2 separate regions of the Mus musculus genome follow, and region 1 is linked to region 2. The links are chromatin loops, found by intact Hi-C in ENCODE. Cell type or tissue: left cerebral cortex. All regions are shown on one strand. Links, peaks and the distances in the headings refer to the core of each region. The heading gives the core; the rest is flanking DNA.

Region 1 (8,333 bases), core at 51-8,050, 150 kb before region 2:
CCTCAGGCCATATCAGACCTCTTCCACCAGATGACAAACTGTGTCTCCAAGCAACCATTAGCCACAGCATCGCCCATGGCATCCCTCCTGGCTTTACTCCAGAGATTTCTCTGTCTTCTCAAGAACTCTCAACTCATCCTTCACTCACTAGAATCTCTCCTTCCTTCTCCTCCTGGTTTGAATGCAGATCAAAGATGCTGATCCCCTCTGACGTATGCTTTCCCCTCTCCCCTTCATAGTCCATGTTCCAGGGCTTGCGGAGAAAACTTGACTCAGTTAAACACAACTGTACACCTGAATTGGATTACAGAAATGCATAGGGCTGCTTCCTGGTTTCTTTTTGAACCCCCACACACTTCAGGTGGATGAATGGGTGAATGGATAGATGAATGAATGAATGAATGAATGAATGAATGAATCCCTCACAGGTTCCCTACAACCAGAATTTCAGCCAGTTTTGAGATTTGGGAGGGGTATGAACCCATGGCACTTTGTTGGTGTTACCAACGGGCCCTGCTAGGAATGAGGAAGTCCACTCTTAGCCAGGCTCCCTAAGCTTTTTCTCTGGAGGAGCACACCACTGTGCTCAGATCCTTTCTAAAGCACCTCTGAAAATAGAACAGCTTCAGGAAAGTCTTGGTCAAAAATGCCCAAATTGAAAATGGAAGATCAAAAGACAGCCTGTGGATATAGGTGCTGAAGTCACTGGGACACTATCCTTGGTAAATAGCGGTCTCACAGAATGAGTTAGCTCCTGTAAGAGTGATTTGCTGTACAAGAGTGAATCTGGGCCCTGATTCTCTCTGTCTTCCTTTCTCTTCACGTAATCTCTCCTAGCTTGATGCGTGATGCTGTTGTGTGGTCCAGGCAAGAAGGACCTGAACCAATGGAACTACCTAATCCTGGACTTTCTCCAAAAAGAAAACTAAATGTATCCCTTTGCTTTATAAAGTGTCCACCCTTGGATATTTTCCTATAGTGCCAATAAACAAACTAATTAAAAAAGAATTTAGCAGAATTCTTGATTCTATTTTATTCCAATGACTGCTACAGAGAAAACAAAATTCACACCAGCAGGATAGACATGAGTTAGGTATTTTCAGGAATAAACCATGCGCTCAAAGAACCATCATTATTATGCTGACATGAGTTCAAGTCCTAGCTTAGACACTGCAAGTCTAGTTGTTACAATGTAATGTTGACTTCCTGTCTCTAAGATAGATCCTAGAGCAGACACTTTTCTTCTAGAGTGAATTTTAACTAAAATTCTTGGTTGCATTTGTCTAAAAGCCCAATGAGTTATCTAAAAGATAAATTCATTTGTAAATTTATTCTTTTTTTTGTTTTGTTTTGCTTGTTTGTTTGTTTGTTTTTGTTTTTCAAGACAAGGTTTCTCTGTGTAGCCCTGGCTGTACTGGAACTCACTCTATAGACCAGGCTGGCCTCAAACTCAGAAATCTGCTTGCCTAAGGTTTCTCTGTGTAGCCCTGGCTGTACTGGAACTCACTCTATAGATCAGGCTGGCCTCGAACTCAGAAATCTGCCTGCCTCTGCCTCCCAAGTGCTGGGATTAAAGGCATGCGCCACTACCGCCCAGCTCTAAATTTAAGCTGTTACCATTGTAGAGGCAGTGGGACCTAGGAGAATGGAGTCAATAAATGAGGTAGACTAAAGTCTCATCCAATAGCCAACTTTATTTAGAGCATCAGACAGTTTCTGCTCCAAAGGTTAAAATAGTTCACCTGAGTAAATTTCTCATGGGTTCAAGCTGTATACAGTTACAAAGATAAGCCCAAATGAAGCAAAAGCACGTTTTCCCACAGAGGCACATAGAGCATAATTTAAACATGTAATTGAATAACAACAGCAAGCAATGATGCATAATCTGAAATAAATTCTCTCCAATTTGCTACACCTGGGAGGAACATGAACACATATTCCAAGAGCAGTTCTGAGTTTTGAAGAAACTGAGGTCACAAGACTTTTGTCTTGTTTTCTTAGAGTTTTCTCACAAGCCCTCAGAATTTCTCACCTGACTCCATTCTCGACTATGTTCCAGCAACAAAGGCTAAAGGCCACGCCTTAGTTGGTAAGTAGCGTATCATTTAATGCTATTAATTGTTTGTTGATCCAAATTTTTACATGTCTGGGCAACACAAAGTCTTCTACTAGTTTTGCAGTTTATCTAGCTCTGGTTTGCTAGTGTTCCTAGGAGGTTCTAGCCCAAGTCCTCCGGCTCATCTCTTACCTATAAAAGTTCTTTATTAGACTTAATCTGTCAATATAAAGTCAGTTTCTTTGTTTAAGTAGTACATAAATAATTAGTGATGGAAAGTGGCTAAGACTCTGTGAACAGAAATGTGTGAGACAGGCTGTGCAACCTTGAAGTCACAAGTTTTCCAGGAAGACAAAATCACCGAACGAAACTTGACAGAAAAAAAAGGTAACACACGCCGGAGCGTGGTGGTGCACGCCTTTAATCCCAGCACTCAGGAGACAGAGGCAGGTGGATTTCTGAGTTCGAGGCCAGCCTGGTCTACAAAGTGAGTTCCAGGACAGCCAGGGCCATACAGAGAAACCTGTCTCGAAAAACCAAAAAAAAAAAGGTAATAGATATTAAAATGCTGCACCTTGTTTGTGGTGCACGCTGTAACTTCTTGAGCCATTCATATCGTTAGAGACACCCAGTGTTCAGTTTGTTTACAAAAGGAATAATTTGGTGAGTGGAAATAGTATTTAGCTATGGAACACTTATTAATTGGGGTGGTAGATGTGGTGTTTGTCTATACTTTGTGAAGACAGGGACAAGAGAATCAGGAGCCCAAGTCCAACCTCGGTAACCAAGAAAGGAGTTGGAGCCCGCCTGGGTGTCTTGGTGACTTTTCTTTTTTTTTTTTTTTTTAAAGATTTATTTATTTATTATATGTAAGTACACTGTAGCTGTCTTCAGACACACCAGAAGAGGGCGTCAGATCTTGTTACGGATGGTTGTGAGCCACCATGTGGTTGCTGGGATTTGAACTCTGGACCTTTGGAAGAGCAGTCGGGTGCTCTTACCCACTGAGCCATCTCACCAGCCCTTGGTGACTTTTCTATTTTGTGATAAAACTCAATGACCAAGGCAGCTTATGGAAGAAAATGGATTATTTGGGCTTACAGTTTCAGAACATTATGGTGAGGCACACAGCAGCTGGCAGGCAGGCAGGCAGGCATGTTGCTGGAGTAGTAGCTGAGAGCTTACATTGATCCACCAGCATGGGGCGGAGAAAGCTAACTGGGAACTTTTGAAACTTTAAAGTTTCAAGCTGACTTGAACTTTTGAAACTTTAAAGCCCATGGAGTGACCCACCTCCTCCAACAAGGCCATACCTTCTCTTTCCCAAACAGTTTCAGCAACTGGGGACAAAATACTCACATATATGAGCCTATGGGACAACCTCACTCAAACCGGCACAGTAGGCTGCTTGAGACCCTGTCTTAGATGGAATTCCAGTATGTGTGATCTAGGTTGACCCTCGGCCTCTTGGACCACAGTATGATCCTCCTGCCTCAGTCTCCTGAACATTCAAAACTATTTGTGTGCCACCTTGCCCAGCTAAATGGTGAGTTAAGGAAAGAAAGCAATTGGATTGGCAGTCTTAACAGGCCAGGAGTGCTATGACTCTGAAGCTGTGGTGGAGCTCTCCTTGCATGGCCATTACTCTGACCTGATTGGTGCAAAGAGCACAGAAGCCCAGGAATCAGGACCTCACAGGAGGTCTCCAAAGACCATTTTTAGTAACTCTTACCATCCGAGTCATTTTCTCTCTTTACATGCATCTCACATAAAGTGTTGGCCTGTCCTGAAATATGCCTGGTGCTTTTCATGCAGCTGGGTACAGAAATGAATTCCAATATATTCATTTATCACAAAGATGTTTTGGCCTTTATTGGACGGGTGGTTTGATCGACTCGGGTGCCTTGCCTAAACAGCATGAAAATAAAGGAGTTTTGGATGCAGTTTTTAGAACATTAATCTAAATGAGCGCTGTGCCTTTCCAATGGCGGGTTTGTTTTAACACCAAGACCTCTGCTTAAAATACAAAACTTTCTTTTTTTCTGAAACTGGTTACACTCCAGGCTCTGCTCCCTCCCGAGGAGAGGATTAGAAGGCCAGGAATCCATCTAGATCCGCTTCTTCCAGTTGGGGGAAGAAAACAAAGAATCTTCCTCCCTTAGTCTTGTTGGGATCACTATTCACTCAGATTCAAATGCAAGCTTCCTACAGGGGGATCTCCTATTCCCACCCAAGGCAGTTTCTTCCAGGCGAAGGGCTAAGTACCTCACCAAGACAGAAGAGGGCGCTGTGTGGCTCACCAACACCGACTCAGATGGGAGGTCTGCATTAAAGTCCAACGCAGGGAAACTGCTTGACTCTGATTTTCACTGCCTTAGTTTGGTTGCACCCATCTGATTAAAATCTCCGAAGCCAACATGAAGTGCCACCGACTCTGGATAAGCCTCCTCACCTTGAAGATTAGGAACTTCTGGGTTTGTGGGTATCAACTTGCCCAAGGCGTACCGAAAGATCGCTTGTCTTTCCTGCTTAGATTCCTTCCTTAGTCACCGCTAACCTGGCCTGTTGACACTAGGGCAATTCAGCAATTCTTCTGACAGCTTGTGACTCTTCCTTCATTTGTAAATACAAACAAACCCCTTTGTGGTTACAATGCTCCTGTCTTATTTTTAGCCATTAAAGTAAAAATGCCACAGATCAGGTCGCTAAAAGTCAAACATTCATTTTTCCCACCTGTGCTTCGTGGAAGTCCCAGAGGAAGATCCAGCACCTACTGAAAACCACCATCCTGGCTTCTGTCCCCACACCATGGAGAAGGGAGAGACTCCAGTATTTCTCACAAGGGCAGGGGAACCCCAGTTCTGAGTGCCCCCAACCTTATAATTTATTCATCTCTCGAAGGACTCATCTCCACATTCTATCACATGAAGCGACTGTGCTCTCAACATATGAGTGTTTGGGGGGAGGGGGGCAGAAACAGTCAGTCCCTGGCAGCTTACAAACACATATCCCATTTGTTTTTTGTTTTCTGTTTTTCTTTCTTCCACCTCAGACTCTGCAAACCAGAAGTATTTTCCTTGTCAGTATAACAAAAGAATGACAGAAACCAAACCAAACCAAACCAAACACCAGGAAAGGCATTCAAGGAAAGTGTTCAAACACCATAACAACATTCACTCTACTGTGGGTCCGTGGTTTTTTGTTTCTTTGGTGTTGCCAGCTCCTTGAGTGAAACACACCCTCACACTCTGAGAACGAATTTGACTCTTTAGAGAAAGCCATAACTATTACATAACAATGCAGATGGACTGAGTAGGCAAGCTATTTGATCAGCAGACAAAGGCTTTGATAAAACAGAGGGGAAAGATGTAGGAAAAGAGAGGGTCAGCTCTCCTGCTAACTAATCCAGTGCCTGGGGAATAAGACTCATTCCCAGGAGAAAGATGCTGTTCGTTCCTAGGCACAGAATCAGGTTTTAGAAGCCCACCTCCCAACACCAGGACTATGGTGACCAAATAGTGACACAAACTTGGAGGGAAGAGACCACCCCCAAACCATAGTAGGAAGTCCCCCTGGAAAGTTGTTTTTGGGCTGTAGTGGGCAAACACAGTCTGAAAATAATCTCAGACTTTCAGTTTCTGTCACCCTACCCCCAGCTCCACCCCAAACAGTTTCTTGAAACTGTTATGTGACCAGAGGACACATAAACACCATACTTCAGACTAGGGATACTGCTCAGCAGCCAAGCCCTTCCCTAGAATGCACAAGACCTTTGAGGAATGCTGCCTTAAGTTTTGTTTCCCCTTCTCCTCAAGCTATGATAAAACTAACAAAAGCAGCTTAAGTGGGGGAAAGTTCATGACATAGAAGGGAAGGCGGTAGGAGTCTGAAGCATCCAGTCACATCGCATCCACAGCCGGAAAGCAGAGAGGCATGAATACTTGCATGCTGGAATTAACTCTGAGTTATAAGATCTAGGATCACGTGCCCATAGAATGAGCTAGCCCACGTCGAAGATGAGCCTTCCTGCATCATCTATGAATGACATTGAGATAACTCCCCAGGGACCCATCTCCCAGGAGATTTTAGAGTCTGTCCAGTTGACAAAAACCATTGGGAAGCCCTTGGTTCAGTCCACAGTACCGCTACAAAGAAAAAGAGAGGAGGTGGGCAGGAGGGAGGAGAGAGAGAGAGAGAGAGAGAGAGAGAGAGAGAGAACATGCACCTTAGGGAGATGGCTCAGGGAGTAAGTTCTTGTCATGCAAGCATGAGGATCAGAGTTCATAACCCCAGAACACATATAAAGCTAGATGTGATAGCATCCCTGCATTCCTATAAGGACATAGAAGGTGGACACAGGAGACTCCCCAGAACACATATAAAGCTAGGTGTGATAGCATCCCTGCTATAAGGACATAGAAGGTGGACACAGGAGACTACTCAGAATCTCACAGGCCAGCTAGCCTGGCACTCTCAGAGATCAACAAGGTAGAAGGCGAGGGCAAACAACAGACTCCGTCTTCTGGCCTTCATATGCTCACCGTAGCACATGCATTCACCATGGTACACATGAATGCACATTTATACATACCTTGTCCATGCACATACACGCAGATTTCATAAAAAGAAATGGCCACATTTACACTTTACATTTGGTCTCTGGAACTAGCTGGTGTGATGTTATCAACCACTTAGAAGGCTTTGCAGGAAATTATCTCAGTGTTGCTTCTATTTTGGGTAGCATAAAACAAACCATGCTATAAAACCACTTCAAAGCAGTTTCCTAGCCAAAGAGTTGCCAGTTGTGTTCAAGTTATTTCCATATTTGCATCTTAGCAGGCCTTGTACCTACAGAGTTGCCTCCGTTCCTCATGCCAAGGTCTTTGCTAATTTGGAACATGAAGTGAGCTCTCTTCCCATTGCAGAGGACACCTCTGGTGTTAACTCACGTGGGCTGGAATCAGAAGAGGACAGGTCCTGTCCTCTCTCTCCTTCCTTCTTAACAACGTCATTAGTCCTTGTTCAATGGGCATGTCACATACTGCCCTGTCCTCTTAGAGAAAAATATTGCTCATGTTTTGTAAAGTACTTAGACTTTTTTGAATGACAGCCAAATACTGAACTGTGAAGATGAGAGAAACTCTTGACAAGTCTTAGTCAAGATCCTCAAGGTCAACCTAATAGAAAATTTAGGAAGAGCTTACAGTTTGACATACAGTCTTCCGGCTCCTCAGATCAGTAGCCTTTTGGGCCTAAAGCCAATTTTTCTTTCTTTCTCTTTTTCTTTCTCTTTCTCTTTCTCTTTCTCTCTCTCTCTCTCTCTCTCTCTCTCTCTCTCTCTCTCTCTCTCTCTCCCTCTCTCTCTCTCTCTCCTCCTCCTCCTCCTCCTCCTCCCCCCCCCTTTTTTAAACATAGGGTTCCTCTGTCTTTAAACAGCCAGGGCTGTTTAAACGGCCTGGCTGTCCTGGAACTCACTCTGTAGACCAGGCTGGCCTTGAACTGAGAGATCTGCCTGCCTCTGCCTCCAGAGTGCTCAGATTAAAGGCGTGTACCATCGTTGCCTTGGGTATTCCTCCTCTTTACTCTCAGGTTTTCATTTCTGTCAAGAATATACACTAAGGTTTACACTCTCGGGCTCACAGAGCTTTAGCCTGACCCAGGTTGAGACTGAGCTGGCAGGGAGGCACATAGTCTGCTACCTGTTCTTCTATATAGTACTCCAGGGAAATTGATCTAAGAAGTCACCCACGGACGCTGAGATGAGCTGATGATGACAGCACAGACTCTTGAAGAAAAACAACCAGTGGTTTGGGGAGCAGAAGAAGCACTGGTCTCCACCAGAACTTATCTGGAGACAAAACAAAATAAAACAAAAATCCATTATAGCCAAGTACCCCGAGTGTGCGGTGATCATGAGCGAACACCTGAAGTATATTGCAAAATGTGCTGTCAACAGTAGAATATGCTTCAGCAATGATGAGAAGCACATAAAAACATTTTTACTACATTTGTTTTGTGTGTGTGTGTGCGCGCGCACACGCACACGCGCACTCACACACACACACACACACACACTCACGCATGCACGTGCCATGCTTTTTTAGTGTACCGTGGAGCATATGTAGAAGTTAAAAGACAACTTCGGGACCTGGGTTTCTTCGTTCATGAGGTCTGTCTTAGTGTTTTTATTGCTGGGATGAAACACCATGAGCAAAAGCAAGCTGGGGGAGGAAAAGGGTTTTTCAGCTTCCACATTGTAGTCCATCATTGAAGGAAG
Region 2 (8,285 bases), core at 1-8,000:
GTGCGCGTGCGCGTTTGTGTGTGTGTGTGTGTGTGTGCACTCGAGTGTGTTTGTGTGAAGTGTTTGTGAGTGGATTGAACTGCCACTGTCTGCTCACCTGTGAAGTGAATTGCTGATTTCCAGACAACACAGACAGGAGTTGCTCCAAAGAACCTTTCTAGGCAGGTCCACTTTCCCCGTATCCTTTCTTTTCCACTACCTCTGGTGGGTGGTGGGCTACAAGGGAGGTTAAAGTCTTTAAAAACCATCATTAAAAATAGGATCTAAAACAATTAAAGTTGAGAGAGAGAGAGAGGGAGGGAGGAGAGGAGAGGAGAGGAGAGGAGAGGAGAGGAGAGGAGAGGAGAGGAGAGGAGAGGAGAGGAGAGGAGAGGAGAGGAGAGGAGAGGAGAGGAGAGGAGAGGAGAGGAGAGGAAATTGATAGCACATGAGTTTCCAGAAAATCTCTGCCTTTTCCTCAGAAGAAGAATTTAACCATTCCTTTATTGGAAAATCTCTCCCTTCATTATTAGCCACTGGCACAGAAAAACACCAACACAGAAAAGATAACTTCATCTTTGTCTCATACTTAGGACTTTCTCACCCATAATGGGTTGAGAACTTAATTGCATACCATGTCCCTCCATTCAATGACCACTGAATACACTTGGTCTTATATCTGACCTCTTGCTATCAAATGGGGAAAAGATACTCTTGGAGAGTGGAAGTCTATCTTGTCAAGAGAGGGTCAGTTGTAGCGGGGCCCAATCAGAACTCCCCAAATGTCAGTCATTTTCACTGAATTTTTGTGCTATCACTTGATTGAATTTATTTTTTCAACTCTCTATAGTTAAATTTCCATCTTAACTAAAAATAATTATGTAATGATTTGTTTCTGTGTCAACTATATGTTTCTATTCCAAAGCAGTTATTAAAATGGATTTTAGGGCTGGATAAGTGGCTCAGCAGTTAAGAATGCACATTGTTCTTACTGTGGACCTGTGTGTAGTTCTCAGCACCAATATCTGGCAACTCACCATTACTTGTTAACTCCAGATCCAGGGGACCTGTGATTCTGGCTTCTACAGTCACATGCACTCAAGTGCACATACCCAGGACCTGTATACATACACATAATTTTAAAACAAATTAACTCCTTTAAAAAAAAATAAAGTGATTCTTTTTTTTTAAAAATCATCAGTTTATAGCCTACCTAAAGTTTACATCCTGCCCAAGCCTATTTCGGGATATACAAGGTTACATTGTACATTATATACAATATATGCTATGCCAGGTTCTTGTTGAGACTACTACAACTTTATTCTATAAATCAGAAGAGATATGCATTATTTAGTAAGTGTTTTTAAATGACACTGAAATCATTGATAACACAATTTTTTAATTGGCAGACTGAGTACAACAAGCAGTGAAAATTTGTCATCAATGATATTGTGCATAAGGTTCTGCAGGGAAGTAATTACACTTCACAGCTGTGGGAGAGGCTGGAAGGAAACATGTAGCAAGAGATGTCAGAAGTTCAGGGAAACTCACTCCCCCACTGCCTCTTCTGATACACAGGGGACACTGGGGATCCAAAACTTTCAGGGAACTAAGAAGCCAGTCCATTCCAGGTGCTGGAGAGGAGCTTTATTAGAGGCTAGCAGAGATGTGTCTGGCCAGGTACACTCCCACTTCTGCTGGTGGACAAAGGGACCAACTGTGAGAGAGAAAAGTCACGCTTTATAGCTGGCAAGCATAAAGATGGACTGGCAGTAATTGGCATCTTGGTGTCAGTTTTTCCCAGAAGAAAACTGGCCAACTCCAATTGAGAGCCATACTGGGAAGGGGATGCTGGGAAATGTAGTTCTAGTTTAGACTAGTTCACAGACTGCTGTGTTATGTGATGGAAAGGCTAGCCACAAGCGTGTAACATAACAGTAAAGGAATTGAAGGAACACTGAGTCTAGGCAAGAATAGAGACCAGAGGTGTGAGCATGACTCTGTAGTTGAGAAGGAAGGGAGAACCTGGGGGGGGTTCCTTGGGCTGGCTGCTAAGGAGAGTCACGTTTAGCTGGGTCTCCTTGTTGAGTCAGTCTGGGATTTAAAGAGCTTTGTTAAACCAGAACAACATACAAGCAGCTGAGAGTCAGCATCCCTCCACCAGTACCACAGATGCATTTCTAGTCACTGTAGCCTTGCGAGTTTGTAAACCACAGGGCAGAAGCACAAGTAATAGCTCACATTACCTAGGCATTCAGTCCCAGAACCTGAGACTGCAGCAGCGAACATACCAGGCCATGTTTCTGCTCTCTTCACATTCACATTCCTACAAAGGGAATGGAAGAGTGGAGATAGCCAGTAGGCTCTCTATGTAGCAGAAAGCCTCAGAGCTACGCATAGAAATCTGGGTACATGTTCAGGGAGAGACTGGTGATATTCTTTTAGTCAAAGTAACCAGGGAAAGCCTCTGTGAGGAGGGAGCTAGAGAAGCGAGGAGACATGGACCTCTCTGGGAGGAAGGTTACAGGACAGAATTTTCTTCCTAAGCTGCATGGGCTACAGCAGCAAGTGTGACTGGACAGCAAGGACCACAGTGAGAGACACAAGAAGAGGCTGGAAACCCACACAGAGACACCAGACTTAATTTCAATAGTGAAAGAGCCTGGAGGGTTTGGGCAGCAAAGTAGAAGCTGGAATGATGCCTGCCCAGTGGGAGCTGACTGGAATTCGGTGTGCAGTTCACACTTGTAACAAGGAGCGCTGAAGATGGGAAATTTGAGTGGTTCACTTTCCACAGGATGTAAGTAGTAGAATGTCAAACAGCTCATTGCTATAGGGTGCTCTATAGCCCTGTCCTATGATTGGCCGAGTTTGCCTCATTTGCCAAAAGCACTGCCGCTGGCTATTGAGATAATCCAGTGTGATACCACCAGAATCCTAGAGGGACCAAGAGGTCACAGGATCACTTCCACTTCCTGTCCTGTCTCTGTCTCTGATCTCAGGGCTGGGAAGCTGAGAGGTGGGGCATTACTAGGGGTGAGGGGCTTAGTTGGTGTCCTAGAAGCCATAGTAAGAACAATTTGCTAAGTCAGGAAGAAACCAAACACAGACAAGACTTCTATTTCATGGCGAGGTGCCACTTCTCATTGCCAGAAAGTGAGAGGTGGAGCGAAATAGTTCAGAGAACTTCAACTCCTGTGGGCCATCAGACTCTGCTGAGGCATCCTAGAATTCCACAGAGGTGACTCAGCGACACATCCAAGAAAGGATAGGAAACGAAGCCCATGGGAAGCCAGATAGATCCCCCTGCTTCCCAAGTGCTCCACAGTGCTTCGTGTGTGCCAGAATAAGGTTTTCAAGGTTTGCTTGCAGAAAGAGTTTACAGTTGCACAATCTCACACACACACACACACACACACACACACACACAGGGATGCACATTCATGAATGCTCAGAGGTGAATCACAAATGTTCCAGATTCCTCTAAGACACACATCACCTCCTTCTTTCCCAGCATCAAACTCCTTATGTGTGCAAGGCACTACTCTGATGTCTTTACAAAGTGTATCGATCCTCTGTTGACCCTGTGAAATAGAAAGGGTGGCTCTTTTAGTGGGGAAACTGAGACTTAGACTTTGCAGTGTTTCCATATCTTACAGCTGGTATCAAAGGCAAGACTTGAACTCAAGCCAACTCACCCAGCACGAACACTCAGTGCCTAGCCTCAGTGGTCCCACCCCCTTGAAAGAGGAACTTTATACTCAGTACCAAAGACATGACTCAAAGCATCTAGAATGGTCATTGTGTTCACTTGCTTCAAGCTGCCCAGATGAAATAGACCATTTAAGGCTTTACAGGATCTTCACAAAACCATCGATAAATTACAAGGTACTATACAAAGCAGCAAGCTGTTTGTGATAATATAACTTTAATAATATGAAACTTAAAAAGCAAGACAGAAACCAGTTCCAGATTGAGGAACTGTAAAGAATAAAAGGTTCTGCCTGCCATAATGTGGCCACCTCGACAAATTTTTTTCTTGTTCTCTCTCACCCTATTAAAATTCAAATTGTCTCTGTATTCTTTTGAAAGATGTTTTTTCTATCATCTTTATGTCCAATTTCAAAGCTTACATTTTAAGTAAATGATAGTTACGGCATGCATTTTTTTTTTTTTTTGAAGACGGTAAATGGGTGAGGAAATTTCTAGGTGAATATTGGCATGGAGTTTGACATTGAAAAGCATTCTTCTTATCTTTTTATAAAAGTTGTTTTTAAGGTGACATTTGGACCAGCCCTTTTTTCTCTGTTCCAAGTTGTTCTCGTGGTCTATGGGGGTGTGCAATGGTTCTAAGGAAGGAGACTATCTGAGTTTGCTTCTTTGCCCCTGCAAAAAAAAAACACTGGTCAAAAGCAGCCTGGGGCTGAAAGGGTGTATTTGCCTTCAAGGTTATAGTTCATCAACAAGGGAAGCCAAGGTCGAAAGGAACTGAGGCAGACAGCATTTGATTACTGGCTGGCTCTCCAACTTGCTCAGCTTTCTTCCTAATCAATTAATTTTTCCTGTTTCTTTTTAACTTTTCGTTGATTCTCCGTGAACCTCACATCGTGCACCCCAATCCTCTTCATCTTCCCATTCCCTCTTACCCACCCTCTGCCCTTCTTCCCATTCCCTCTTACCCACCCTCTGCCCTTCTTCCCATTCCCTCTTACCCACCCTCTGCCCTTCTTCCCATTCCCTCTTACCCACCCTCTGCCCTTCTTCCCATTCCCTCTTACCCACCCTCTGCCCTTCTTCCCATTCCCTCTTACCCACCCTCTGCCCTTCTTCCCATTCCCTCTTACCCACCCTCTGCCCTTCTTCCCATTCCCTCTTACCCACCCTCTGCCCTTCTTCTCATTCCCTCTTACCCACTCTCTGCCCTTCTTCTCATTCCCTCTCACCCACCCTCTGCCCTTGCAACCTCCCGCCAAAAGGAAAAAAGTCTCATAATGTGTCCCACAGCAAAGTTGTCCACATTGCAATGAATCACCAGTCTGGCTCTAGGCCCCCGGCCTCTGCCACATCCTTAATGCCGGATCCTCACCGAAACTCCTCTCAAATATCTTTTTTTTTTTTTTTTTTTTTTTTTTTTTTTTTTTTTTTTTGCCCTGTGCCATGGAGATCCTGCATCCCTGTTAGGGCCAGCCCCTTCATGTGCTCTAACAGTTCCTAGATGGGGAAGATGTTGGGGTGGATCAGAGTCATGGATCTAGGCCTGGGTGATAGCCAAGCTGGTCATCCTGCCAGCTCTTTCTCACCCACACCACCGCCTTCTTATGCAACCCAGAGCCAACGTGATGCCACCCACAGTGGACGGGGCGGCTCACATCAATCATTCACCGAGACAAGCTCATAGATCAGCACACTGGAGGCAACTTCTTACTGGAAGTTCCTTCTTACTAGGTGATTCTGGTTTGTGTCAAGTTGACAAAAACCAACCAGCACAAAGGGCAGGCTGTTACAGGCATCTCAGAGAACTCTTCAGAATAGACAGACATGTTCCCCTCAACCCTCGGTAATGTGGATGCAATGGCCATTCAAATATACATTTCACTTTGTTATTGTCTATGGTTCTGCAGTCCCCAGTGACTAAGTGAAACATAGACTCATTCTTGGGGCGAGTCATCTAATGACTTTGTGCACACTCGTCCTTGCATCAAGTTCCCCTCTTAGTCTAGGACAACACAAAATAGTCCTCTAGCAGGCTTTGGAATCAAACATTCCAGATTATATTTAGACAACAAGGGCTCAGTAGGAAGGAGGGGGAAATAGGCATCAGTAGATTTAAAGAAAATGTTATGTCCTTAAGCATTTTTGAAAGTTGATTTATATGTAAATAACATGGAAGGAGATGCTGGATCAGTATACAAAAAGCAAAATGAGGCAAAGCCCAGAAAATTAAGACATTTTTTCAAGAAAGAAAGATGATAGTAAATGACTTGGGTTCTTTTTATTTTTTTCCCAACATAAGCTTTGTATTGATTATTTGGGGATTTCCCATCATGCACCCTGATCACATTTATTTCACAGTCATCCCATGTCTACTTCCCCACCATTTTTGCACCTTCTCCCCAAAAGAGCAAAGAGAGGGGAAAAGGTTTATTTTGTGTTGCCCGTACACTCACTGGAGCACGGTCAAATTCCCAGTGGCCCCTGAAAGAAAAGTAGTCCTTCTCCACCTGCACCCCACAAGACGCCATTGCCTGTGGAGAGCTATACTTTAGCATCCATATCACAATTTTTAGGAGTTCTCTTTGATGGCTTCCTTTTGGGACTGTCATTTCTGGGAGGAGGGATGGGGTAGAGGTAGGGGCTGTCACAGAAGCCTTTGCTGTTAATTCTTCTCAACTGTGCATCTGTAGTCGATAACACTGCAAAAGTTACTTCCTTGCCCTTCACAGTCAGCGGCAGCATGGATCCTGGACTTCTACACAGTTTCTGCCAACAGCCTAGACCACGAATATCCACATGGTCTCCAACGCATGCCAAAGGTCTTCCACTTGGTCTCTGATGTCCATAGACATCCACAAGGGTACCAAGGTTTGGGCCATGACTTCGGGGAGAAATACCAACCAATAAGGAACTTTCAAAAAGGTTCAACCCAGTAAATGAAACATTCCTCATCTTGAGCATCCTGTAGCTGTTCAGAGCCAGGATGTGGCTGGGCAGCTTGTTCAGCGCTGAGTTTGCTGAAGCTCCAGGCTGCTAAACACCACCCTCCACACCCTATGGGTAATGACCTGTTCCTCCACTAACCAGTCTTCTCTGACACCTGTTACAGTTGTCACATCTCTAATTCCACCTCTCTCCCCTGCACACGGACCTCTCTGCTCCTCTGTCTTGCCCTCCTCTCCAGTATATATTCCTTGGTAGCAGCATTGGAAGCTGTAGTGTGTCATGCAATACATACACACATAGATTTTTTTACCCAAACAGCTTTACATCCAAATGTTCTTTGCAACAAGTTGTTGGTCTGATTCAAGGTTTCTGGTTTCTGACACACCATCAATACTGGACCATCTTGGAGGCTCCTTTCAAATATCCGGCTGTTGTCCAGAGTCATAGAGATCCTGTGGCTCTGGTTTTACAGGATCTGCTCCTTCACAAACTCCATCAGCACATAGATGGAGTAGATGTAGGGGTGGTCTGATTCAAAGTGCCTGATCTGGGCCTGGAGGAGGTTGGTTGAGGTTGAGCTGAGTTGGTCAGTGTTGGGGCCTGCTTTCCCACTGACAGAGGAGCCACAATGAATGTTCATTATAGGAACACCCAAACATCAATGTCTTTATTGATTCCACCAAGAATAAAACAGAACTATGGGAGAAGAGGACGAGAGGTTGAGGGCTGAGGAACACTGAAGTATTACATTTTCATCTAGTGTAACAGAAAATCAATGTGTAATGTCTGAGTAAACAAAAGCCCTATCATCCGATGGAGAAACACAGGATGCGATGAATCCTTCTATTATTCTAATTAGAAAGATCTATTTTCATTCCCCAGATGCCAAAGTCAAAATTGTCTTTCCCTCTGTAAAGTGAATGTTCTTTGTCCACCCCACACTTGAGTGAAGTCTGATTGAGAGAATGTGTGTGTATCTCTGTTTTGAGTCTTCTGGATCATTTTCAACTTTCAAAACCAACCTCTTAGAAGATATAATTAGCTGAGTACAATATTTACCTTAAGATTATTGGCGAGGAAGTCATTCTGTAGTCATTCTGCTTCTGTTGACTGTGTATGGGTGGGCTTGTGTCCTTGATGTTCCCTTGTCTGCTCTGCTGTTTCTGGGAGATTCTGTAATATCATTTGAAAAGCACTCACATAGTTAACATGAAAATAGAAACCCCTGGGAAATTCTCCATAGAGCACAAGTAGGTTTGTGTCACCCCTTGTCCTTATTGTCATGTTATAGAACATTTTCCTCAGTGACATAAGGCAATGAACACCAGCCACAATACACACACAAACACACACACACGTGTGTGTATCTTAGTTAGGGTTTCCATTGCTGTAAAGAGACACCATGGCCAAGACAAATCTTATAAAAGAAAACATTTCATCGAGGCTGGCTTACGGTGTCAGGAGTTCAGTCCATTGCCATCATGGTGAGAAGCATGGCAGCATCCAGACAGACATGGTGCTGGAAGGGGTTCTGAGAGTTCTGCATCTTGATCCAGAGGCAGCAGCAGGAGACTCATGTCTGCAGGCAGCAAGAGGAGGTTATACTGGGTGGACCTTGAGCGGAAGAGGTGACCTCAGAACTCACC

Evidence for each region. Hi-C counts contacts between places; a loop is a spot of excess contacts. Peaks named below come from ENCODE experiments on the same cell type or tissue, not always from the same donor. Only the 100,000 strongest peaks of a DNase experiment are listed, where the experiment ranks them.
Region 1: a loop joins it to region 2, with 2.1 times the contacts of the local background. A loop is called at or near these places in 7 of 42 quality-filtered maps.

What each region holds. Positions count from the first base shown.
Region 1 is chr10:8,525,033-8,533,365 of GRCm38, forward strand. No RefSeq gene overlaps it. Among named protein-coding and RNA genes, the nearest start is that of Ust, 10 kb to the left of the region's middle. In left cerebral cortex, for the core only: a CTCF peak has its summit at 4,337 (motif pointing right); a DNase peak (open chromatin) is centred at 4,344.
Region 2 is chr10:8,673,713-8,681,997 of GRCm38, forward strand. No RefSeq gene overlaps it. Among named protein-coding and RNA genes, the nearest start is that of Gm24374, 35 kb to the left of the region's middle. In left cerebral cortex, for the core only: no CTCF peak of the experiment used is centred there; no DNase peak of the experiment used is centred there.